3 separate regions of the Mus musculus genome follow, and all the other regions are linked to region 3. A link is a loop called in an ENCODE intact Hi-C map of the cell type or tissue named here. Cell type or tissue: left cerebral cortex. All regions are shown on one strand.

Region 1 (8,000 bases), 140 kb before region 3:
AGAAAAATTTGACTGCTCCTCCTCCTCCCTGACACATGGTATTTTCTGGATTTCAAATTATTACCAATCTTAACATCTTGACTAAATGAATCAGTGAGTAGGAATTTGTCTGAACCTGCCCTGCTTCCCACACTAGCAGAGTCTGGGCCTAGGTCCCCGTTTTAAGAGGCCAGGAGATTCAGGCCTGCCTGTCTTACACTCTGACATGAGGGTTCTCAGTAGGTGGAGGGAAGCTGAAGCCTGGGGATAAGTGTAAACAAGTTTCCAGCCTTCCCACAGAAACAGAAACCTGAGGACATTTTTGGTCCTGGCTTGAATGTTCCCTCTAAAATTCCTCTAATTGTCACTAACAGTATTAAGATGGGGGGCTTTTAAAAAGTTTTTAGGCCATAGGACACTTCCCTTGTGAATTGGTTAATATCATTGTGGAAGTGGGTTAGCTATCTCCAGAGTGGGAACTGGATAGAAAGCATGTGTTTCATCCATTTTCCTCTGTCTGGCTTGCCCATTCTCTGTATTCCACATCCCAATCACCACAAAGCTCTTTAGGGGGTGCAGTGGGCATGATCTTCGACTTCTCAACCTCTAGAGCCTTGAGAAAGATCACCTCTTTTGTTTATAATTCACAGAACCTATGGTGCGATGTCACAACAGCTGAAGACTGATCACCACAGTCCCCTTTCCCAGGACTCATGCTGGAGCACCTGCCTCAGGCCAGCCTCACCTCCAGCATCTCAATTCTCACCTCTGTGGGGTCCTTAGCCTCACACAGCACAAGTGGGAATCCCCAGAGACTGTGGGGACCAAGAGAGACAGCGAAGGCCAAGGGGGCAGTGCTCACAGGGAAGACTGCTTCAAGCATTCTTAATTCTACGCTCTATTCCAAGGAGACTCAGGCCCAAGGGGGCCCTGAGAAGACCCGATTTATGGACCTGACTTGATCTTCCTTTCCAGGTGGCAGGTCTCATGACCCAGCCCCTGCAGCCCCAGCGATGTGCCAGCTCATCTCTCTATGCCCTCCCTGATCTGGGCACTGGCACCCTGGCTGTGAGGTCTAGCTGGGGTGATGGCAAGGTAGTATGCTTCTCAAGGGGCCCTTGTGGTTCCTCCCCCAGAGCTATTCCTGGCCTGGGTGCTCCCTGCCCCCCTGTCCCCCTGCCTGACCTGACCCCACAGCTGGGAATGGTTTGCTGGGGGTGGGGCAGCCCCTGCCTTTATAAGCATGAACCTAGCCTGGAGGCCCAGACCTACTGCTGACCCTTAAACACTCCAGCTTGACACACCCCCCCACACACACCAGCTAAAAAAATGACAGGAAAAGCCACCTCTGAGGCTTCTGTCTCTACTCCAGAGGAGACAGCACCTGAGCCTGCCAAGGTGCCCACTACAGAGCCTTCTGGAGAGGTGGCAGCATCAGAGTCCACCGGGCAAGAGCAGGCTCCAGAGCCACAGAAGCCTCAGGCACAGGATCCTGCAGCTCCTGCAGCTTCTGCCATGCCCGCAGCCACTAAGCCTGAACCTCCGAGTGAAGGTGACAAGAAGTGGGGAAAGGTGGAGAAGGGTGGCGGGTATGCAGGGAGGGGCTCTTCCACTCACCTTGGCTTCCCCCCTCCTCCAGATGTCCCCAGTGCCCCACTGCGGCTGACCTTGGAGGATGTGAGCCACAGCTCCTTGACTGTGAGCTGGGAGCCCCCCGAGAAGCTGGGCAAACTGGGGCTTCAAGGCTATGTGTTGGAGTTCTGTCGAGAGGGAGGTGAGCCCAGGGCTGAGTTCTGTTTCCACCCAGCTGAGTGGGGGTGGGGTGGGGCAGCAGGGAGGAGCACAGTCCCTGCAATGAGTCACTCCAGGACCTCCAGGACGTACAAAGGGAGAAGGTCTGAGCAGTGGTCTTAACTGCTACCACCTGGCTCCATAGGGACCTCTGAATGCACAGAGATGTCCAATGACCTCAGGGGACCTCCTGTCCTCCAGGTCCAGGTAGCCTCTGAGGACCCTTTTCAGGGGGAGTTAACCCAGGAGGCAGAAACTGGGGAAGATCCAGAGGAGGAGACTGTAAAGTAGGAGACAGTCAAGACAGCTTGGAAAAGTAGTCTCCCTCTCCGACAGCCACATTCACCCTGGCCTCTGTCTCTGCCGCTGCCTTGCTGTGTGTGCCTTGGTGAATGTGCCCAGCCCTCTCCGGCCCTTCTGCATCCCTATCTCTAAAAAAACCTCTAGCACCAGCTGTCAGAGACTATAGCCCAAGAGTGAGGTCAGCTAGTGTACATCACCCTTGAAAAGGAAACCACCCCCACCCGGGGTGTGTGTGTGTGTGTGTGTGTGTGTGTGTGTGTGTGCCCCTGCCACATCACTAACAGCCAGACATTCTCCGCTGCCCTCAGCCTCAGAATGGGTGCCTGTGAATCCCCGGCCCGTGATGGTGACCCAGCAGACGGTTCGAAACCTGGCCCTGGGAGACAAGTTCTTCCTGCGTGTGACTGCAGTAAGCTCAGCAGGGGCAGGCCCTCCAGCCGTTCTGGACCAGCCTGTCCACATCCAAGAGATCACTGGTAAAGCTACTCCTCGCCTCTTGCTCACAGACTAGATGTAATGGGGAAACTGAGGCCATGGTCAGTAGACCCCAAGCAGCCATTTCCCCCCCCATCTCACGCTAACATGCACAATCCGCATGCCAACGTGTCTTGCCTTGTGACAGGTTCAGGCTCCTCAGCAGCAAGAAGGAGGTCAAAGACGCCACCTCCCTAAATGGTCCAGCCCCGCCCCCACCCATCAGGGAACAGCTTCTTGTCCAGAGACAAAGCCAAGCTCCCAGTGCTAGAAGCCATCTATCCTAATCTTAATCTCTGAAGCTATGAAGAGCATTTGCTCTTTCCTCAAATCTGAGTTCCAGGCTCTCTAGAGGTTCTGGAACACAGGGAAGGTCTGTTTGCCCCATGTTGTATCCTGACTCTAATGAAAAGAAAAAGAGGCTGTATAAAGGGCCCCTGAAGGCTTCTTCATCCCCCAAAGGGCAGTGCCCCTGTGAAGACCCAGAGGCCAGCTGCTGTCCCTGTTGCTAATATTTCTATTTGCAGGGTGCATTAACCTTAGTGCCTCCCTCCCAAAGCGGATCAAGTTTCAGACTGTTAATGACACTGAGTCATTTGGTCTGTCTTAGCTATCTGGGGACAGTGTGGGGCCCCAGAGTGAAGAGAGACACGGGCAAGCAGGTGTCTGAGACCTTCTCCATCTTCCTTCTTGTTCCTTGAGGTGATGGATGGAGGCTGGAGATAGAGCCCTACATTTCTAGTCAAGGCCTCTAGGAGGAGAAGGCATCTCAGCCACAGAAGGGGTCAAATTTAGATTTGAGGAAATAGACTGCTTTAAGATCTAAGGCATAGGAGACCAGAACCACACACTATTATAGATTATCCAGACCAGGCAGATACCAGGGGGCCCCAGAGACTCCCACAGAGTCACCCAGTCTTTCTGTAGTCTCAGCTTCTGATGCCCACACAGGACTGTTCACAGCCACCAAGCTGCGGGACATCTGCTCTGGTGGTTTTCAAGAGCATTATCTGGGTGAGATAGCACCCCCCCTCCACACACACACACGTAAACAGCAGGATGTCTGTGCTGCCTGCAGCCTGGTTGGCAGAGTCCCAGATCCTCCCCCCAGGTCCCCAAGAAGCTCAGACTCTGAGATGTCTCTGAGGCCCGGTGTTGAAGAAGCAAGCCAGACACAGCACCTACCTCTCCATTAAAATTCCTCTGGCAGGAGAGAAGGGGATTTCCTGGAGAGAAAGTGGGGAGGAGGCTACGAACAAGGAGGGAACAGCCGGACCTCTCATGAGCTGGGCAGGGGAGAGTGGAGGCCCTGTCCAGGATCCTGGGCTGCTCAGCTGTCCCCTTCTTGGCCACCTGGAGCTGCCAGGCATTCCTGGCCTCCCAGAGCTGTCCCTGGAGCATTCCAAACCATGGCGTTCTGGAGCCAAGTGCCTGCTCAGCTAATCCTTGGAGACACAGTGTTCCTTCTTACTCTGTCCCCTACATGCCAGTGACCAACTGCTGCCACCTGTTTGCTGCTTAGGAGGCTCAGGCTCAGTCCCCACACCATCCCCCAGGGACAGGAATGGCAGCTGCTGCAGCTTCCACATCCAGTGGCACACCTGATTAGGCCGTAGTCAGGAATGGCTCCCCTACCAGAATAGGGGGCTGACATAAGACTTACAGAAGGACTTGGCCACCATGACACTGTGCGGACTGAAAGGCCTAAGAGCAGACGTTTGTGTGTCTGCTTTCACTTCTGTACAAAGAACTAGAGCCCCCTAGCAGGCCTGGAGGTTGAGGCTTGAGTCAGTGAGGTTTCACTTCCTCAGAAAGTCCTGGGCTCCTGGGATGCTGAATCAGCAGTTGCACACACTGCTTCCCTCTCTAGACACACTGGCTGTCGGGTGCAGAACCTGCCTCCCTCCAGGGGGAGACAGAGAGCCACCCAGGCCCATCTGGAGCCTGAGAATGCCTGGACTTCAAGGCAAATCCCAGCCTGGCAAGGTTGAGGTGCCAAGGGAGTGCCGGAGATACCAACCAGTTCACACTGTACAGTCTCTGACCTCCCTGGAGCCTCTCAGTTCTCAGCTCCCCAAGGGCCTTAAGGGATTTGGGTCCCTGGGACTCAGAATGGAAGGCTTTGTTCTCCCGGTGAAGAGGCAGCTCGAGCTGTAGGAACGTCGTAGGTAGGAGCTGTGATGTCTAGCCCGGAACCCACACTTGCTTTCTCCGTCTCCTGCTTCAGAAGCCCCCAAGATCCGTGTTCCCCGACACCTTCGTCAGACCTACATCCGCCAGGTGGGAGAGTCAGTCAACCTGCAAATCCCCTTCCAGGTAGGCCTAGCTCACTGGTAAGAGCCTGGTGTGTCAGGGGAGCCCTAGGGATGTCAGGATTCTCGCAGGAGTCAGCCAGTGACCTAGAAGTAAATGGCCTCTACTTCCCAGTTTTGCATATAACTCAGCTGTGAGTAGAGAGCTAGGCAGCCCCCAGGGCAGGTCACACACTAAAGGACATGGCTCTGGTCAACAACGGTGGAGCCAGTAGGGTGGGTTTCTCGGGCACAGATAGAATGAGGTGAGTGGGGTGCTTATACCAATCTGTACTCACCCCAAGCCCATCTTTCAGGGGAAGCCCAAGCCACAGGTCTCTTGGACCCACAATGGCCACGCTCTGGACAACCAGAGAGTTAATGTGCGCAGCGGGGACCAGGACTCCATCCTCTTCATTCGCTCTGCTCAGCGCGCAGACTCAGGCCGCTATGAGCTCACCGTGCATCTGGAAGGCTTGGAAGCCAAGGCCAGCATTGACATCCTGGTGATTGGTACATGGGCAGAGGGGAAAGGGCTGTCTCGAAACCATAGCCCTCAACCTTCCACCCCCAGAGCTGATGTGGGGTGGGGTGGGGGTGAAGGAAGGCTAGGGTACCATGCAGGTACCAAATCTTGGGTGTGGAGACTTTGCCGCAGACCTACTTCTCACTGGCCTTTATAATCTGGTTCTGCAGAGAAGCCCGGGCCCCCGAGCAGCATCAAGCTACTGGATGTCTGGGGTTGCAATGCTGCCCTCGAGTGGACACCACCCCAGGACACAGGCAACACAGAGCTCCTGGGCTACACAGTACAGAAGGCAGACAAAAGGACAGGGGTGAGGCTGGCTGGGGCCTAACGGGGGTGGGGAGAGAAGTAGTCGGGGCTCAAAAGGTTCATCCTGCTAAGAGGCTCTGGATGAAAGTCCAGGCCAACTACTGCTGACTGACTCCCTACGTGGCCCTGGGCAAGCCTCTCTCCTCTCTGTACCTCAGTCTGTGTGGTACACTGCACTAGACTGCTGGAGAACTATCTTAGCATGCATATAAATCATCTGGGAATCTGCTAAATGTAGATTCTGATGCAGGTGGTTGGGCTGGGTGTTGGGAAGCCACGTATCTAAACGGAGCCTAGGTAATGAGGCTGCATGTCTGGCAGCCATACTTTGATGAGTAGTGAGGCTTGCAAGCTCATGTGAGTGACCCGGGAGGTCCTCCTCCTACTTCCTAGTCCCCCAGGGCCACTGCTGGATGGTTTTAGCCTTCCCAAAGCTGGGATATGGAATGACCCCCTCTGAGGAGGGTTAGAGTAAGCAGGAAAGACAAGAACCATGTAAGAGCTGAGGGTAACCCAGGCAAGCTCCCCACAGCAATGGTTCACAGTGTTGGAGCGCTATCACCCCACCACCTGCACCATCTCAGACCTCATCATTGGCAACTCGTACTCTTTTCGGGTCTTCTCAGAAAACCTGTGTGGCCTCAGTGACTTAGCCACCACCACCAAGGAGCTGGCTCACATCCACAAGGCAGGTAAGTGGCTTTGAGCCTGGGCAGAAAACCGAATCGGGGTTGGTGAACCAACATCTGTCCACTTCTTCCCTGTCCCATATCCCTCTCAGCTTCTCCTTCCCAGAACATTTGCTGCCTTCCACTCCACCCCACCCTACCCCACCCCACTCGGCAGCTCTGCGTGAGCGTATGTGCAAGTGCGTACACACACTGACGTGGAGTGACTGCAAATAACAGCTATGACTGACTGGTTTTAGCAAACATCAGAGCAAAGCCATGCAAATGAGCAGTGCCCCTCAGGAGGCTGTGTACTTAGACAGTGGCTGCTAACATCACAGCAGTCACTGGGTCTCCCACACAGTGTCCCCAGGCACACACTCTGCAGGATAATGTGTACATGATAGGTAAACTGGCAATTGTTAAAAACAATCGCCCACACAAGACTGGCTGTGGTATTTACCATCCTATTGAGCATCTGTCAGTGGAGCCAAATGTGAAACTCCAGGACCCCTATCTATCCCAGATCTTCTCCTGCACATACCACACACACACACACACACACACACACACACACACACACACAAACGAGAGAGAGAGAGAGAGAGAGATACACACACACACACACACACACACACACACGCATGCACGCACGCCCACCCTGGAAGCCACACTTCATTACTACTCATTTTAATTACATTTATTGGTGTGTGAGTGTGTGTTCACATGCACACGTGCATGTGTAAGTCTAAGGACAACATGTCAGGTCTCTCCTTCTACCCCGTGGGTCCCAGGGACTGAACTCAGGGTGGTAAGCTTGGTGACAAGCACCCTCACCCGCTGAGCCACCTCACTCACCCTAGAAGCCATACTCTTTAACATCAGCCAGAGTGTCACAGCCGTGAGCATTTTGTGTTTAAAAAGGAAAGCCACTCAGGTCTCAGAGGCAGACAGAAATGGAATGTGATGTCCGCCTCTTGCCGCAATCCTCCGTGGCTCAGGTTTTCCTGCCCACTCCTCTCTGTTCACCTCCTGATCAGCCTCAGCCCTGCTCAGCGAGGCTTTTCTCTGATGTCTTCATGTGTTGACCAGGTTGAATGTCTCAAAGTTTTGGGTTGAGGCCAGTCTTCCGAAGCCTCCTGCATCCCTATAACCTCAAATTCTCCCCTGAACCTAGATATTACTGCCAAACCTAGAGAGTTTATTGAGCGAGACTTCTCAGAAGCGCCCTCGTTCACCCAGCCCCTGGCTGACCATACCTCCACTCCTGGCTATAGCACGCAGCTTTTCTGCAGCGTCCGAGCATCACCTAAGGTCAGGGGCCCTGGGCTGGTGGAGTGGGTGGACAGAGGAATGAAAGTTTCTCTTGAGAGCTGTTCTAACTTCATTACCCTCCTCTGACTTTGCTTCCAGCCCAAGATCATCTGGATGAAAAACAAGATGGACATCCAGGGTGACCCCAAGTACCGTGCCGTCTCCGAGCAAGGGGTCTGCACCCTGGAGATCCGGAAGCCCAGCCCCTTTGATTCTGGGGTCTACACTTGCAAGGCCATCAACGTGCTAGGGGAGGCCTCTGTGGATTGTCGGCTGGAGGTTAAAGGTGGGAGTCGGAAGGGTGCCCTCAGCACCCTGCTGTAGTGGACAGACTGAGTCCCTCTT
Region 2 (8,000 bases), 280 kb before region 3:
GCTGCCCTGGCCATAGTCCTTATAATGCTTGCAGTGCATACGGTCTCTTTATTTGAGTCATGCTCCTTAGAAAGTCTATGTTCCTGGCATCTGCAGCATCACAGGGTCTCCATTGCAGCTCAGACTTTCTCTCCATTGCTTCGTGCCTAGACATCCAGACCTCTTCCACAGCATAACTACATGTCGCCTGGCCACACAGACTTTTCTCTGGAACCTTGCAGGAAACCTCCATCACCCCAAAACTCTTGCATTCTTCATACCTAGAAAACTAGCATGGTGTATACAATGCCGAGTTCTACTGCTGGCCTGAGTGGTAGCTGGGCTTCCTTGGATTATGGCTACAGAGGTCTCTGAGTGCCTAGGCAGCTGAACCCAGGAAAAGCTGCCCTTAGGCACACCCTTGTGAGTAGGGCACCCCATTGGCATGCTCTCTTTAAAGAAGTCTTTCAAATGAGTTTGCAGTTTTACACCCTGAATCCTGTTTGAAGTCTCACTAATTCTGCAGCGCCCTGAGGAACCGTCCTATTGTCTTAGTACAAAGTGCCCAGTTTCCTCTACTGTTGTTGTTAACAGTTAGTTTCTTTATCTATAACCTTAAACAGCCATGGCTAAACTATGTGCTTCTTGCATCCTTCTGCTCTGAAATTATTTTTAATCCTGATTTTCACTGTAAACCGTCCCCAAAGCAGCCAGCCATGCCACAGCCCGTATGCTATCTTGATATTTCCTCCACCGAATTATCTATTACATTTCACCTTAGCCTCACTTCAAATTTCAGAACATGGGAAAAATATACATAAAACCTTTGCCATCCTTTAATGCAAATGGCTTCTAGTCCAAATTCCTTGAGTCCCTGTTCACATTCAAAACCTCAAGAGAGCTGAGCATGATGGCACACGCCTTCAATCTCAGCACTCGAGAGGAAGTGTCAGGCACATCACTGTGAGTTCCAGCCCAGCCTTGTCTACACAGTAAGTTCCAGGACAGCCAGGGCTATAGAGACTCTGTTTAAAAAACAAAACCAGCCAACCAAACCTCATGAACCAGACCTGCACTGTTTGTCTTTGCATTGGCACGGGGTGGGGGTGGAGGTCTACTGACCCCCACCAGAGTCACCCACCAAGGTATCACTAGGGGTTCTTTAGTCTGCATCTCCAAACCCCTGCAAACGCTCCCTGCAATCCAGTCTGAAAGATCTATGCACCACACGGTCAGACTTAATCCTAACAGTGTCCCCTTTTCCCTGACACTAATGTGCAGGGTTAGGTACCTTCCCTTGTTGCGTTGGCACCTGAAAGACTTAAGAAAAGAACGATTTGAGCCGGGCGTGGTGGCGCACGCCTTTAATCCCAGCACTTGGGAGGCAGAGGCAGGCAGATTTCTGAGTTCGAGGCCAGCCTGGTCTACAAAGTGAGTTCCAGGACAGCCAGAGCTACACAGAGAAACCCTGTCTCAAAAAACCAAAAAAAAAAAAAAAAAAAAAAAAAAAAAAAAAAAAAGAACGATTTGGTTCAGGGTTTCAGTCCATCCATTCAGGGCAGTAGCAGGGTATGGAAGGAGCTGTTCACAGAGCAGCAGACCAAGGAGCAGAGGGCAGGGTAGGAACCAGGCGCTGCGTATAACCTTCAAAGCTCCACCCTAAATGACCTGCTTCTGCCAGCTAGATGGTCCCTTCTAAAGGTTCCACAAGCATCCCAGAATAGTAGTACCAGGTGAGGGGCAAGTATTTATAGAATGAGTCTGTGGAGGCCATTTTAGACTTAGAATATAATGCCAACTAAGACAGGTAAAGAGAACAAGGAAAGCCACACTTCCCTCAGTTTGACACTCAATCCATCCTGCTTGCGGTTTTTCAACTAAAATTCCCTCTTTGCTATTAAACGTGTGGTGGGGGCTGCGCGGGGGGGGGGGGGGGGCTTTCTTACCGTGACATTCATTGGATAACAACAGAAACAACAGCCCAAAGGCCAGACGTTACAAACTGAGAAAGAGCTGGCAAGATGAGCACAGGTCTGGCTGGGATGCTGAGGGCTATGAAGTGGGACACAGTAGTCTAGAGGGGGGCAGTGATCGGGCCATGGACAACACCCAAATATGGAAGGAAGCTTCAGATATGCTAGGCAACAGAAAATGGCCGGACCACAGAGAGCATTTGAAGCAACGAGGCAGGATGCCATGCAGGAATCAAATCACCTACTGTCTGGAGTGAGAGTTTGGTTTCTTAAAAATCCAGCTATGCCGGGCGTGGTGGCGCACGCCTTTAATCCCAGCACTCGGGAGGCAGAGGCAGGCAGATTTCTGAATTTGAGGCCAGCCTGGTCTACAAAGTGAGTTCCAGGATAGCCAGGGCTATACAGAGAAACCCTGTCTCGAAAAACCAAAACAACAACAAAAAATCCCAGCTATGTTATGGGAACATGTTTCTGTTTTAATCCCAGGTGTGGGGTAGGAGGCTGCTTCAGATTACCCACAGCAGCAGACTATTTGCCTCGTGATCCAGGAGCGGTGTGGGGGGGGGGGGGGGTGATTCCTGCTAGCTGCAGATAGTTTCATTCTGGGGATTCTAGAATGCCAGAGCCACCAGAGGGGCCAGGAGCTCTGAAGATGGGGTGGGGGAGGGGGAGGAAGCTGTTGCTGCTGCTGCTGCTGCTGATGATGGTGGTCATGGTGGTGGTGGTGGTGGTGGTGGTGGTGGTGGTGGTGGTAGTGGTGGTGGTGGTGGTTGATGGTAGTTCCTGGTTGCTGTTTTTGCAGTTTAACAAGAAGTTTGAGATATCCTGATAAGATGAAGATTTGACTTGCCCCAAGGAACTATGCTCCTATCCAGCAGGAACTAGCATAAACAAGCTATGCCCCCTTTCTTCTCTAACCTACCTGGTGTTGAGATGTTGGAAGGGATTGGAGTGGAGAAGGGTGATAGATATAAAAATCCAATAAAATAGACTAAAAACAAATATGCCTACACTGCCTGAATTTTCTCTTTCAGACTCAAGTAGCCAAATACTTTAACTACCACCATACGAAGGGCAGCTCTCTGTAGCCACGCTGTTTTGCCTTTGGCCACAAGGGGCAGTATCGCACTTTACATGGTTCGACTCCAGACCCTTTCAAAGGCTTCCATGGCTGCCAGCTATCTCCCATGTGTGTTCTAATTCAGCGGTTCTCAGTTAGGTCCCTTAACAGCAGCAAAATGACAGTTGCAACTTGGTAATGAAATAGCAACGAAATAATGCTAGGGCTGGGGGTCACCACAACATGAGGAACTGCATTAAAGGGTCACAGCTTTAGAAAGGTTGAGAAACACTGTCAACAGAAGACCCAGTGTCCCCAGTAGCCTTTTGTGCAGGCAAAAGCAAGTAAGGTCTGTGGGCCTCAGCTCAGAATCTTGTTCTGTTTTGAGACAGTCTCGTTATGTTACCCAGACCAGCCTTGAACTCCCGGCTTGAATGACCCTCTTACCTCACCGTCCTAAGTAGGTAGGATTACAGGAACCACTATTCCCAGCTTTTCAGAGTACTTGTTTGATTGTCTGGTTTGAACAGCATCTTAAATGCAGTCCAGGATAGTTCCATAATTAAACAAATTAGTGTGATATCAAAATGTAAGCCATAAAATTTACATATAATGCATATATTTCTTCATTACTACAATTTACAAAACTCACCTAGAGGCCTATTGACTAAAGTTAACTTCAAATATTTGCTGAGTGCAAAAGGCATGTTGAGGTCTTTTCAATAAATGCAGTGTAATATAAAAATATCTGTGATCTCAAGCCATGTGTTACAGCACACATCCATAGTCCAAGCCCTCGGGAGATAATAGCATGATGGTCAGGAGAGCAAGGCTAGCCTCGGAGTTCAAGGCAAGCCTGGGCTACATGAGAGCCAGTCTCAAAAGAGCAAAACTCAAATCCAGGATTTTCAGTTCAAGGGGAGGACCCTTGAGTGCTTCTGTGTTTGTTGCTTGAGTTGTTCTGTGTTGTTTCTGTGTTGTAGCACAGAAATGAAGGCTGTGTTAAAGTCTGATTAGCTACGTGAAGCTCTGTCTTCTGATGCAAATGCACAGACCTTATCTGGGGGGTTCAGGAAAAGCAGAGACTCCGAGCACAGGAGAGATGCTGGAAGAAAGCACCAGGCAGGGACTGTTCCTCTCCGTGGGCACAGCTCAATCCCTTGACAAACTGGCGATGCGATGCACACAGCAGCCCCTGAGTAAGGTAAGAACCTTGAAGCTGCTGCGCTTCAACTGGGAAAGAGCCAGAGAGCTCTCAGGGTCTTTGCTATGGAGTCAGGTAGGGACTCAGAGTCATTTTTGTCTTAACAATGTAAAAGATAGTGCTCATTCTAAAACTCACAAGGCAGTTTGATAGAAGTACCAAGTAAAGTATATGGATAAAATCTTATTTTTTATTTCTCCTGCTTCTCCTCCTCCTCTTCTTCTTCCTCCTCCTGTATGATGAGGACCAGTGTGACCAAGGAAGCAATAGGAGTGGCCTGAGCGTTCTTTATTTCCTGACTAAGCCACTCATTCTACTATGCACCCAGGTGCTGATGCCACCCACAGCTGAAATGTCATCAGGAAACTAATGGTCCCATGTGGACCTCAAACTTTCCCAGAAGGTTCCACCTCAGTCATCCAGATAGGAGCTAATAAATGTGACTTCAGCCACCAGTTGAGACCCTAGGTATCTCAAGCCCCCAAATCGTGTTCACACGGAGCCAATACATTGCTCAATTATGCAGCCGCACAAGCTTTCTCTCCTGAAAACTAGTTCATGCCCTGGGGACAAAGCCCACAAGAGGAGCAAGAAGGACTACTCTGCAGACAGAGCCAAGGCTTTGCTGTAGCACGGCCCTGGGAGCAGAGGAAGGGAGACTACAGGCAAATGGCTCGGAAGGACAAAGGGCCCAGCAACCACACCCAGCCACCCTGGGCCCCAACAGGAATTGCGAACGCGGAAGACAAACAAGCTGTTTCCACCTAAGTCTGGGCTGCTGGGCACACGGCATGGACAAAGGGCACAATTACACTGGAAAATGGGTCGGAGTCCCTGACTGGAGCAAGGAGGAAAACTGAATGGCAAGTGTTGAATCTCCGTAGGTCCACAGAGGATCAACAACAGCTTTGGACTTGTAGTCTATCTCAACCCCGCCTCTCCTTCCCAGCTGTCCTGTTGAGCCTTGGGTCTTGATGAGATTAGATTCTAGAGACAGGCTGAGAAAACAGAGGAGTGCCATGGGCTTCAGGCTTGGCCAGCAGTTTTAGGAGGAGATGGGAGCCAGATAAGAGCCATAATAGCTGGGTACTCAGAAGGTGGAACTAAAGATGTTGCATATCAAGAACCAGAAAGCCCAAGTCCCCAAGCAGAACGGAGCATATCAGGGCTCAGGGCACACAGCTCCCTGCCTAATGATAAAAGTAATTCAGGAGCAGAGGACTTCTGACAACATGGACGTGGATCCTGTGCAACCCAGCCGCAAGGTCACCGTGTCCATGAAGATCATGGTCCCGCCCCCAACTGTCTGGGCCCATGCATTGGTCAGCTGTGCTGAGAACTGTGCCCAGCTTCTGTGTGGAGTCTGGCTACTGTTGCCTTTACCTTCCACCTTCACCAGGACAGGTTCCAGGAAGCCTTTGCTTTCTCACGTCACTAACTCTGAGGTCTAGATCAGTCTGGCAAGACCCAGTCCCATACCGGTGCTCCAGCAGCATCAGGGATTGCCAAGGGAGCAGCTGCTGCCGATCTCACATCAATGAGTAGGAGCTGTCTCTGTCTCTCATGGTGGGACATCTCCATAATAAAGAAAAGGCTCAGATGCTGAGCAGCCAAACACATGGCAGATAATTTTTTTTCCAGGAAATCTCTGGATGGGGGTTGCGAGGTGCCACCCAAAGGGCTGAGTAAGAGACACCACCAGGATGTAGAGAATCCATATGGGTGTGGGGAGCTGTCACCTACAAATTCCTGCCTCCTTGAAGTGCAGAGACGATTGCCTCTGGTGGGAACTGTGCACTGCTTTGAGGCTGATTTCAAACACTCATCAGTGTTCATCTCCCACGGCTGGCCTGACAAAGCCTCAACAAATAAGGTGGTCTAGCAATGTTTAGAATTTATCTACTCTGTTGTTTATCCTGGAGGCCAGAAGTACACAATGTGCTTGCAGAGCTGTGCTTTTTCTGGAGGTCTTGGAATCCATCTCCTTTGCCTCTTCCGGTTCCCAGCAGGTCCTGGCAGTGCTTGGTTTGCAGCTCTTCTCCTGTCTCCATCTCCATCTAGAATCTTCTCTTTGTCCCTCTGGTAATCTCTGCTAAGACACGGGGCACAGCTTCAAGGAGCTCCCTGATTCAGGATGCTCTCATCCAAGGCTTTCGGTAATTACATTTGCAAAGACAGTGTCTCCGATGAGCTCATGCTCTAATGGTCTGGGTGACTGTGGGCACGGAGTCAGGTCTTATGCAGCCCATGATACCATCCCACAAGAACTTTCCTAAGGAGGGCTGAAAGATCTTTGTGGGGGATTTTATATGTATGTTCCTACAGTTTGAGCACCACAAACCCAGGCTACCTTCTGCTAGCTGACAAGAAAAAAAAAAACGATAAAGTGGGCATTCTATAACCGAATGCCGCCCCCCTTTGGGTTGGTGTGCACAGAGAGTGATGTCCCTGAACCTACATCTTTCTCTTCATCAATTGTGAATTACCCCAAAACATACACTGAAGCCTCAAGATCAATGTAACAAGCCCCGTGAGCCCACCGTTCAGGTGTAGTACACACTTAATATAATTTCAAATTTGCTTCCTATAAATGGAACAGTGCCTGAAACTCCTGCTATCCGCCTTCTCGGGAGGTTAAGTTCTCTCTAGTCCACCTTTGCCTTCTAGTTTAACTTTACGATAGTGAGAGAGCGAGCGGTACATAGTCAGTAGAAAGTGCACTTCGGAGCTTTTTATCTTCTCCAGGCTATGGAGTGCAGGACACTGTGAGGCCGAGCTAGAAAGCCCAAGGTCTGATAAATACACTTTCAACTTCTGGTTGGTTTATTAGGTTGGGTTGTTTCATCAACCAAGGAGTGCCTGGGCTTTTATTACATATTTATAGATAACAGACTGGCTAGAGTTGTCTGTGCTGATTAGCACCAGAGTCTAAACAGCCGATCTAATCGGCTACCCAGGTTGTGTCTTTAAACCGTACTTCACACAATGTCCATAATTGACTTTTCCCCACAGAACATTGTGTATTCAAGGTTTATCCACATTGACGTTTAAAGTTCCCATTTCTCCATCCCAACCACTGTGCATTTATCTCTCTGCTGTCGTTGTTGAAGGGCAGCTGTTTTTAGTCCATTCCTGTTAGGTACAGCTGGTGCAGAATCTCTTTGTCCTTGCATTTGGGTGTCTCCGGGGTATCCCCCTCCCACCCCAGCGAACACCATCAAAGTATCTTAAGTTGCCAAATGGTCCTTGGAAGGCAAAAGCACCACCAGCACCACTCAGGCGTCTACATCTGGGAAGAAGGCACTGCTTTCATGAGCTGCTTTAAAGTAGGTGGTGTTCTCTTTAAAGTGAGAGTCACTGGGAACGTCACGTCTGGACACCTTCCCAAGGCCAAACATGGCTTCAGAACAATGGGCCACAACCCGTGGTTGCCACAAAGGGTGTGAGTTGGTATTAATTTTACTTTTACTTGAAATATCCTCGGCCCCAGCTGAGACCAGCTCCCTCCACCAAGAAGGTCACGCCTCCTTGTCTGGGCTGTGGGGAAAGCTAAGTGGTTTGCACCTTTGCTAGTGACCCACCTTTAGGGGGGTAAACAATTAGAAGGGCACCTTAACACTCTTTCTCTTGCAGAAGCGGGCAGTGATGGCCCTTCAGTAGCACTCTACTGTCCAACCCAGGGCCCACCTGAGAGCAACTGCCACAATTATCACTGCATTGGTGGACAGTCGGGGACAGGCAGGCACAGGTGAGCCAACACTAGGAACAGGTATCTGCATTGCCA
Region 3 (8,000 bases):
CATGCGCCCCAAGGGCTACAAAGCAGGGCCCACAGGATCACCAAGCACGATGTCCATAAACAGCTGCTCCTCCATTAAACAGCCCACCCCAGCGTGGCTACCCTGGCCTCTCCCCCAGAACTTCAACCAACCCCGCTGTGACCCAGGAACCACAAGCAAGAACCCAGTGCTGGGGACTAGGTGTCCTTGTCTGCCCGTAACCCCAGGATGGGAGGCAGAACCTGCTCAGCCAAGCTGCTGCCTGCTCCTGTGGCAGGGTGCGCATGCGCACACGCACAAGACCACCCCTTACTTACCCTTGTGTTATTCCGCTCTGCTTTCAGCTCAGATATCTCTTCCTCCCGCTCCAGAAGCTGCTCCCGACACATGCTTAGCTCCCGAGTTAAAGTGGCAAATTCCTGAAAGCCCCCAGAAACCCTCAGTGCTTAGGATTCACCTCCAACCGGTGCCCTGCATACCCAAATCCATGGGAGGCTTCTCTTATTCACCCTCTTATCGGCCCACCTCCCTCACATCCCAGCCTGGCCCCCTGGCAGTGCAGGAAGCCTACAGCTATCGGGAACTACTGGAGGTGAAGAACATATTAGGATTCCAAGAAACAGGACTGCTTACAGAAACGGGTAAGTCTGCCCTGAAAGGCCTGCCTCTCCAGTCACCAGTGACCAGACTACACTCACCCTCTAGAAGGATGCAATAAAGCTCATGTGTGCCATCACCACACACACACACACACACACACACACACACACACACACACACACACGGGCTTTGCAAGCTGCAGATAGCTAATACAACAAATAGGTTGAAAGACCCACCTACATGAGAGTGGAAGGACACAGCCCTGTGGTGCCCGCCCTGGCTTCTGGGAACCCTATTCAATCAAGCCAAGTCTACAGCTCAGCACTTGATGGCATATACCGACTGTCCCTTCCGAGGGGAAACTCCCCCACACTGCCATGTAGAGGTCTTTCCAAGCCCCGCTCTACTATTAAACAAACTACAAGGGAAGAGTGCTCTCCTTGAAGTTCCAGGCCCACCACATCCCACCAGCCTGATGACACCACACGGTCCCCAGAACCATTCTCAGATGGATGAGTGGCTGCATCCTGTGGCCATGAAGTCTACACAGACTGCAGAGGCTGGGGCCTCGCCCCTCCTCTGTGGCCCCCTGTAAATACCAAGAACTCATAACCACAGGCAGCACTGTAGCTGCAGACCAGGCAAAGGGGATGGAGGAGTTGTGGGGAGTGGCAAGGGACCAGAGAGCCAGACGGGGAGAAAACGAGGACTTGTCACCCTAGTCCTGATTACTCCCTTTCTATCTAGGTCTACAGCCAAAGTGAAGGAGAGTTCAATATTTCATTATCTGGAAGCTGAGGCCTGAGCCTGACACTGCTTTAACCCCCAGCTTGCACACATATACCTATACGGGGACACACACACCCCTAGAGAGAGGACTTGAAGGGGTGCCCACATCTCACAATACTATCTACCCCTAATGGTCTCTAACACTCTCCTCTCCTTTGGCCCCACGCTGGGCAGCTGCCCTGTCTCCCTACCCTGCATGCTGTGCCCTCCCTCTCCAGCTCTAACTCATGTGATAGCCTGCTGCCAGGAGAATCCCCCAACGGGCAAGCCTGTCCATAAAGTTAAGGACTAGTTTTCAGACTTTTCTCTGGTGGCTTTTTTCTGAGTACCCCAAGACCTTGATCACCTTGGTGGCTTACTGTTTCCAAACATCAATTAACCATCTATGGAGCACGCCTTCACAGGGCAAGACATCTCCCCTTACACAGCCTCTGTCACCCTCTGAGGAGCTCACATTCCACTTCCAAAGGCCACCTCCAAAGGGTTCGGCCTCCTCAGGGGCTTTCCAGACTCTGGAATGGAAGGAAGTATTCCTCCCTGAAGAGCATCCGACCCTTGCCAGTCACTGCCTCCCCCCAATGAAGCTTTGACTATAAACTGTTGGGAAGACCAGAAGTCAAATCTCAGCTCTCCCCAGTTAGCTATGTAATCTTGCATATATTACCCAGGGCTTGTGATGGACAAGGTAGCCAGGGTCCACCTGGCCACACCTCCTCTCCACCAGGGTCCATATTCTTTTTTTTTTTTCAAGATTTATTTATTTATTTATTTATTTATTTATTTATTTATTATATGTAAGTACACTGTAGCTGACTTCAGACACTCCAGAAGAGGGAGTCAGATCTCGTTACGGATGGTTGTGAGCCACCATGTGGTTGCTGGGATTTGAACTCCGGACCTTCAGAAGAGCAGTCGAGTCCTCTTACCCACTGAGCCATCTCACCAGCCCCAGGGTCCATATTCTTAAGACATAAACTACCACAAGACTCTAGGCCACTGGACTGAAGCTCACCACTCCAGGCTCAGCCCTGGCTCTCCCTAGATTTGGAGAAGGGACCTGCAGCCGAGGCTTGAATTATTTGACTCCTCTGGGCTGCTTCTCCCCCACTGGCTCAGGGTGGTCCTGCAGAGCACGCAAACCCATTTCTCTCCTAGGAAGAGGTGGAAAAGGCAAGCTGGCCGAGTAGACTCTGTACTCTACGTATAGACAGACAAACTCCAGCCTCCCTGGACTTGGTGACCTGGCAGACCACACCTTCTCGGAGAAGCTGTAGGATAACTTGGGTTCCTATGCAAGTCTCTAGCCTCTAACCACGCATCCCCATCCCCAGAATATCTACTGGTATAAGTATAAAAGGTACTGGTATAAGTGGGTACTCAGATTTCCAGAACCCATGTGTTAAAGAGGAAATAAAGCAGAGAACAGACACTGTCTTGGGGGGTGGGGGAGACACAGCCCTCCTGCTGCTATTTACCACCTGGAGGGCAATATGCCACTGACTGATTCCCCTAAGCGCCCGTTTCACCGCTGACAGAACAGGGTGATGGCCCTAACTGTACGAGTTTCATTGTGGGAAATCTACTGAGATGATGGATAAAGAAAACCTAGCCCACAGAATATACACAATAAATGAAAGGTTTTAGCTGCTGGAGGTGTTATTGAGGACCGTGAAATAGGACGCCAAGACACCTGGCCCTGAGGTTTAGCTCAGCCTATGGTTATCTGTGTGAGGTCTCTTATCTTCATGGAAACGAAGGATGATCTCTGCTGCTTCTCCTAACTCTACTTTCCTTGATTCCCCTTTCCTGTCAACTCAGTTAGAAAGGAGGTTTCTTTCCAGTCTAGGGCGCCACCTACTGGTAGTATGGCCTCCCTACTGTTGGCAGTCATGGCTGGATTTTCTTTCTGAGTTCACTTCTCCAGGTGAAGCCAATCCGGGCAGCTGCACTTAGGAGGGGACATGAAGGCCAAATACTCTGTGAACTCCAGTATGTGATGTGCAAAGAGATGCAGAGACTGAAGGGCCAAAGGCGATAACGTCAAAGGAGCTGGGGAGAGTCTGGAACCTTACCTGGGGAAGGGCGGAGTTCAGGTGGCGCTGGAGCTGATCTCGCTCGTGAAGGGCATCCTGGAGCCGGCTCTGTGTGGCTACCAAAGTTTCCTGACTCTCCCGAAGGGACTCCAGCAACTTCTCTCGCTCATCCAGCATGTTCACCATCAGCTGCTCAAAGTTGGCCTCAGCATCGGCACCGTGGGGGGGCCCCAGGGGGTCCCCCTCATTGATTGTGGGCATCACCTCACACATGATGGGAATGGAGAGAGCCTTCTCAGCGTCGGGTCAGGGGGTGGGAGGGAGCTCACGGGGTTGGCACCTGCAGAAGGACCCAGGGCGTGGGTCTCAGAACAGGCAGTGCCAGGCAAGTGGACAGTTGGGTAGGGGCTTCTCCCATGACATCAGTTGCTCTTGCTCTGAAAGGAGCCTCGGGCCTGCAGTGTCCCTGTGGAATGGAGCCAGAAGGCCTGGCTTAACCTTTCAGGGTTGGGGCTGGGTGCCCTGTGTCCCCACACAAGCGGGAGGCATCGGTGTGTGGCCATGACAGGCTGGGCGAACAGGGCTGGAAGGCAGCCCTTGTCTTAGACTGAGCACCAGAGCTTGGCAGAATCCCAGCTGGGTCTAGCAACACCCATGGTTTCTGGAGGGCGGTGTGGTCTGTGGGAGAAGAGAGTGCCGTGAGGACCAGTTGAAAGAGAGCAGGGCATCGGGGGAGGAGCAAAGGAGGCGGGCCCTGAACCAGAGTGGGAGAGGATGGGGGGTGGGTTGGCACATGCCCTTCTCGGGGCTTTCTCGAGTTGGTGGCACCTTGTTAGGTTGCCCACGGAATGCACATGCCTCCTGCCTAGTCTCTGTGCCTGCAGCCCCTGCCCCCCACCTCCTGCAGCTGTCAGAAGTGCAGCCACAGTGGTTCCCCACCCACGTGGCTTGCTGGCCAAATATAGAAATGATTCAGTCAGCGGTAGGGGAGCAGCCGGCAGGCTGCCCAGAGTCCTCCTGAGACCTGAAGGTGGAAGGAAAGGAAATGGGGTATCTCGCCCCCTCCCCCCCCCCATAGCCTCCTCTCCCACATTCAAGCAAAGGTAGGCACAGAAGGGGTTAAAAGGCTTAGTGGATGGGAGAAACACCCCCCCCCCCCCCGCCCAGGCTGGACTCCCATAACATGGCTGAGGTCTTAGCAAGGCTCAGGCTGGGCAGTGGGGCAGGCAGAGCCCTGACCTGCTAGGATGCCCATAACTCAGGGATGAGGCTGGCTTGTCATTTCCCACTTCTAAAGTCTGCTGAGGAGAATGCACGCAGACCAGTGTATGTCCGCAGCCTCCACCTCTTTGTTGGAGACTGGATGACAAAGACTCCCCATGTCCTTATGGAAATGGGAATGACGTGGTGGTGCACGCCTTTAATCCCAGCACTCGGGAGGCAGAGGCAGGAGGATTTCTGAGTTCGAGGCCAGCCTGGTCTACAAAGTGAGTTCCAGGACAGCCAGAGCTAGACAGAGAAACCCTGTCTCAAAAAAAAAGGAAATGGGAATGAAAAGGGACGCTTCCAGAGGAAGACCTTGTGTGAGGCAGCTTACTCATGGCTGGCAATCTGCTCCCTTGGTCTAGGTAATTACCCACTGCTGGTGCTACCAAAAGTCACCAGTCAGACCATGACCATTTACATGCACAGGCCAGGGGCCCAGAGGTCACAGCACAGGAAGGTTGGACATGGAAGTTAGAAGTTCTCAGCTGCAAAGTTCTCTGACCACCGTCAGTTTTCCACCTCCTGGCCAGGGCTAGGCCACTGGCTTCATCGGCTCTCACAGGGAATGTCCTCAGGTCATCCACTGGAGAACTCCAAAACTGCAGAAAGGTCCCAATACAATGGTTGCTACTCTGGAGACCATAAGTAGTGCTGTCCTTCCCACCTCACCCACCCCATTTCTAAAGATGTAGGGCACTTCAGCAGGTGAAGCAAGCAGCCAAGGAGGGGCAAGAGCCTGTACGAGTGAGAGATCAGATGTGGGCTTCTGGCAGGGCCGAGCTCAACAGAGAAAACCAGTCTGCTGACAAAACAGGCAAAATTGGGGGACAAGCAAGGGAGGAGACAGAGGAACAGCTAGAAAACCCCAGAACTCACAGCCATACCCAGAGGTGCCATGGCTCTAGCCAGTAACACACACACACACAAACACACACACATATACACACATACACACACACACACACACACACACACAGAGGGCAGACAAGGGAACAAGGAAAGAGCTAGGGCAAACACACATGCTCCCAGACAGAGAAATAGATATGAACGTTTCTCGTGGAGATCCTTCCCACCAGCTGAACAACGGTGGAAAGTTGTGGTCAGACAGCCCATGCTCCCTCCCCACCTCAGAGCAGCTGGGAACACAGGATAGATGGCTACTCCAGTCTGATAAACTGCCCTAGGGGATGCTGACAGCAGCAATTTCTCCAAAATATCTCCTGCCCAGTGTTTCCGAGCCCCTTCATCCTGAGTGCTCCAGGCTGAGAGACTGAAAGGCCCCGGGGCCCCACCTTCCCTCTCCAAACTCATTAACAGTGCGCTCACATTCTCTCTGTAGCCCCCCACAACCACTTAGGTTTTGGGGGTGTCTGTCTGTCTGTTTGTTGAAAGCTTGTGCAAGACCCTGGTCTTGGTCACTAGACAGGGGGAGGGGTGGAGGGAAAGGGGAGAGGGAGTGGGAAGAGGGAGACTATTCTCAGCCCCCTGCAGATGGCTTCAATGCCAGACCCCTAGGGACCCTGTGGTCTAGCACAAATGAAAAAGGCTAGAGCCAGGTCCTAGGAAATCTTGGGTGCAATTCTACCAGAGTCTAGCTGGGTGAGCCTGAGCATGGTACCCTCCACGAAGCCTGGGCTATAAGATGGAGCCTGGCTTAAAGGAGAAAGCACCCCTACCATGGCAGAGAAAGAACTGCCTTCATCTTGGGTAAAGGAGAGCCCGGGAGTGGTGTCTGAAAAGCTCCTTCTGTCTTAGGCCATGTCTCCACATGGCAACGCCCTCTCATCTTCCAAGAACGATGCTAGAGTCCGCAAGGTGAGACAGAGATAACTGTGAGCTGCTGGCCGTGTGGCCCAGCCCAGCCTCCCCACGTCTTCCTGGCCACTCTGACAACTGAGAAGCTGGCTCTGCAGCCAAAAACCTTTCCCCAGCCTCCCTGCAAATCAGGTGCCAGGTGGCAACTCCACTTCCTCTGGTGAGATGGCACATAGAGCTGGTTGGAGATGAGGCCAGAGAAAGGTGCAGGCAGAAACCCCTGGAGGTCCGCGTAGGACCTCCTACCCAACCCAACCACTACCGGAGTGGGTAAGCAAAAGAAACTTTAGATTGGCGGCCACATGGGGACACCTGGCTTCCCTGGCTCGGGGGCCTGCTTTAAATAGTGCAATTATCATCTCAGCTTAGCAGAAGTTGCAACTCCCAAACTCACAGGTCCTGATTCAGAGGCGAAAGTGCCAGGCCCCAGAGCCAGCATTTGCAAGGGGCTCTGCCAGGAAGGGTGTGGGGTAGGCTGTGAACAGCAGAAGGCTCAAGAGTAGGTGGGTGTGAGTGTGTGTTACGGAGGGAGGGCTGCCTGAAATGTAGGCCTCTGGCTCTATAAACATCAAAGACAGTCTCTGAGGCATCTCTGGCTTCCCCAAAGCCACCCCACCCCCCAGCCCCATTTTCCCCTAACAAACAGGAGGGATAGACACTCCAGTCTGATGCTCTCTGGCTGGCTATACATTCACACAGGCCTGGCTCCCTACTGCCCTACCAGATGGCAAGCCCCACCACTTGCCCAGCTCAGCAAAGGATACAGGGCCCCAACCAAGCTGCTGGAAACTGAGCTCATGCCATGATCTGGGCAAAGATGGCGCATTGAGTAGGAGCCTCTTTAAAGCTAGCAGAACAAGAAGAGGCTCTTACATACCTCAGACTAAGGGAGAGAGGTCTGAGGAAATGGCGGTGGTGACCCAGAAAGATGAAGATGATGGCCACCACTATGATGTGTAAGTGTTCCTCCCGTGCCAGGATGGTGCTCCTTTAATCCTCAAAGTTCCTCACAAGGAAACATCACCCTTCTTGCCATGTCTCAGATATGAGAACCAGGACTCGGGATAACATAAGCAAGCCCCACCCCCCTCCTCCCAGAGTCACAGTAAAAGGGAAAATCAGGAGTCGTGGTGTACCTAACACCAAGAGGGGTGTGTTTCAGGCATCTCATCTTCCCTGAGAATGCCCCGTGTCACACCCATAGTGGCCTGTGGTGAACCCTTCTTCCACTCATCTCCTCAAGCCTGGGAGGGCGTGCGCCTTCCCACTCACAGCCCCACCCACTTCACTGGCCCCTCCCTCAGCTGGCTCCGCCCTCCTCCAACTGACCTGGACTCCAGCCCACACTTTTCTCTGACTCAAGGCATCCTCAGTCGTCCAGTGGTACCCACAACCATCTGCTCGTGCCCTCAGACGGCACACCATCTTCACCTGACCAAAGCTTCTCCTGCTCCTGGATGGAGGATGATGGCCAGTTCATCTCCCTCAAGACCTCGACCACCTCTTCCCACATGTCAC

What was found. Hi-C counts contacts between places; a loop is a spot of excess contacts. Peaks named below come from ENCODE experiments on the same cell type or tissue, not always from the same donor. Only the 100,000 strongest peaks of a DNase experiment are listed, where the experiment ranks them.
Region 1: it touches region 3 in a loop (2.6-fold over the local background); 13 of 42 quality-filtered maps call a loop at or near these places.
Region 2: a loop joins it to region 3, with 5 times the contacts of the local background. A loop is called at or near these places in 12 of 42 quality-filtered maps.

The regions. Positions count from the first base shown.
Region 1 is chr1:134,192,196-134,200,195 of GRCm38, forward strand. Mybph (myosin binding protein H) reads left to right here and starts at 1,253. Exons shown (of 11, transcript NM_016749.2): 1 at 1,253-1,531; 2 at 1,619-1,753; 3 at 2,382-2,549; 4 at 4,775-4,863; 5 at 5,156-5,351; 6 at 5,535-5,674; 7 at 6,206-6,365; 8 at 7,519-7,655; 9 at 7,755-7,941. The coding sequence starts at 1,309. It overlaps Adora1 (adenosine A1 receptor), which reads right to left. Exons shown (of 2, transcript NM_001008533.3): 2 at 7,020-8,000. In left cerebral cortex, CTCF peaks have their summits at 3,292, 3,493, 4,450 and 5,629 (motif pointing left); DNase peaks (open chromatin) are centred at 52, 1,806, 2,227, 3,606 and 4 more places; H3K27ac peaks cover 2,099 bases.
Region 2 is chr1:134,050,342-134,058,341 of GRCm38, forward strand. No RefSeq gene overlaps it. Among named protein-coding and RNA genes, the nearest start is that of Gm19497, 6.6 kb to the right of the region's middle. In left cerebral cortex, a CTCF peak has its summit at 3,070; DNase peaks (open chromatin) are centred at 3,072 and 5,902.
Region 3 is chr1:134,328,850-134,336,849 of GRCm38, forward strand. Ppfia4 (protein tyrosine phosphatase, receptor type, f polypeptide (PTPRF), interacting protein (liprin), alpha 4) reads right to left here. Exons shown (of 29, transcript NM_001374777.1): 2 at 3,441-4,079; 3 at 297-398. The coding sequence starts at 3,674. Among named protein-coding and RNA genes, the nearest start is that of Ppfia4, 12 kb to the right of the region's middle. In left cerebral cortex, a CTCF peak has its summit at 3,231 (motif pointing left); DNase peaks (open chromatin) are centred at 3,224, 3,522, 4,096, 4,283 and 3 more places; H3K4me3 peaks cover 308 bases; H3K27ac peaks cover 1,293 bases.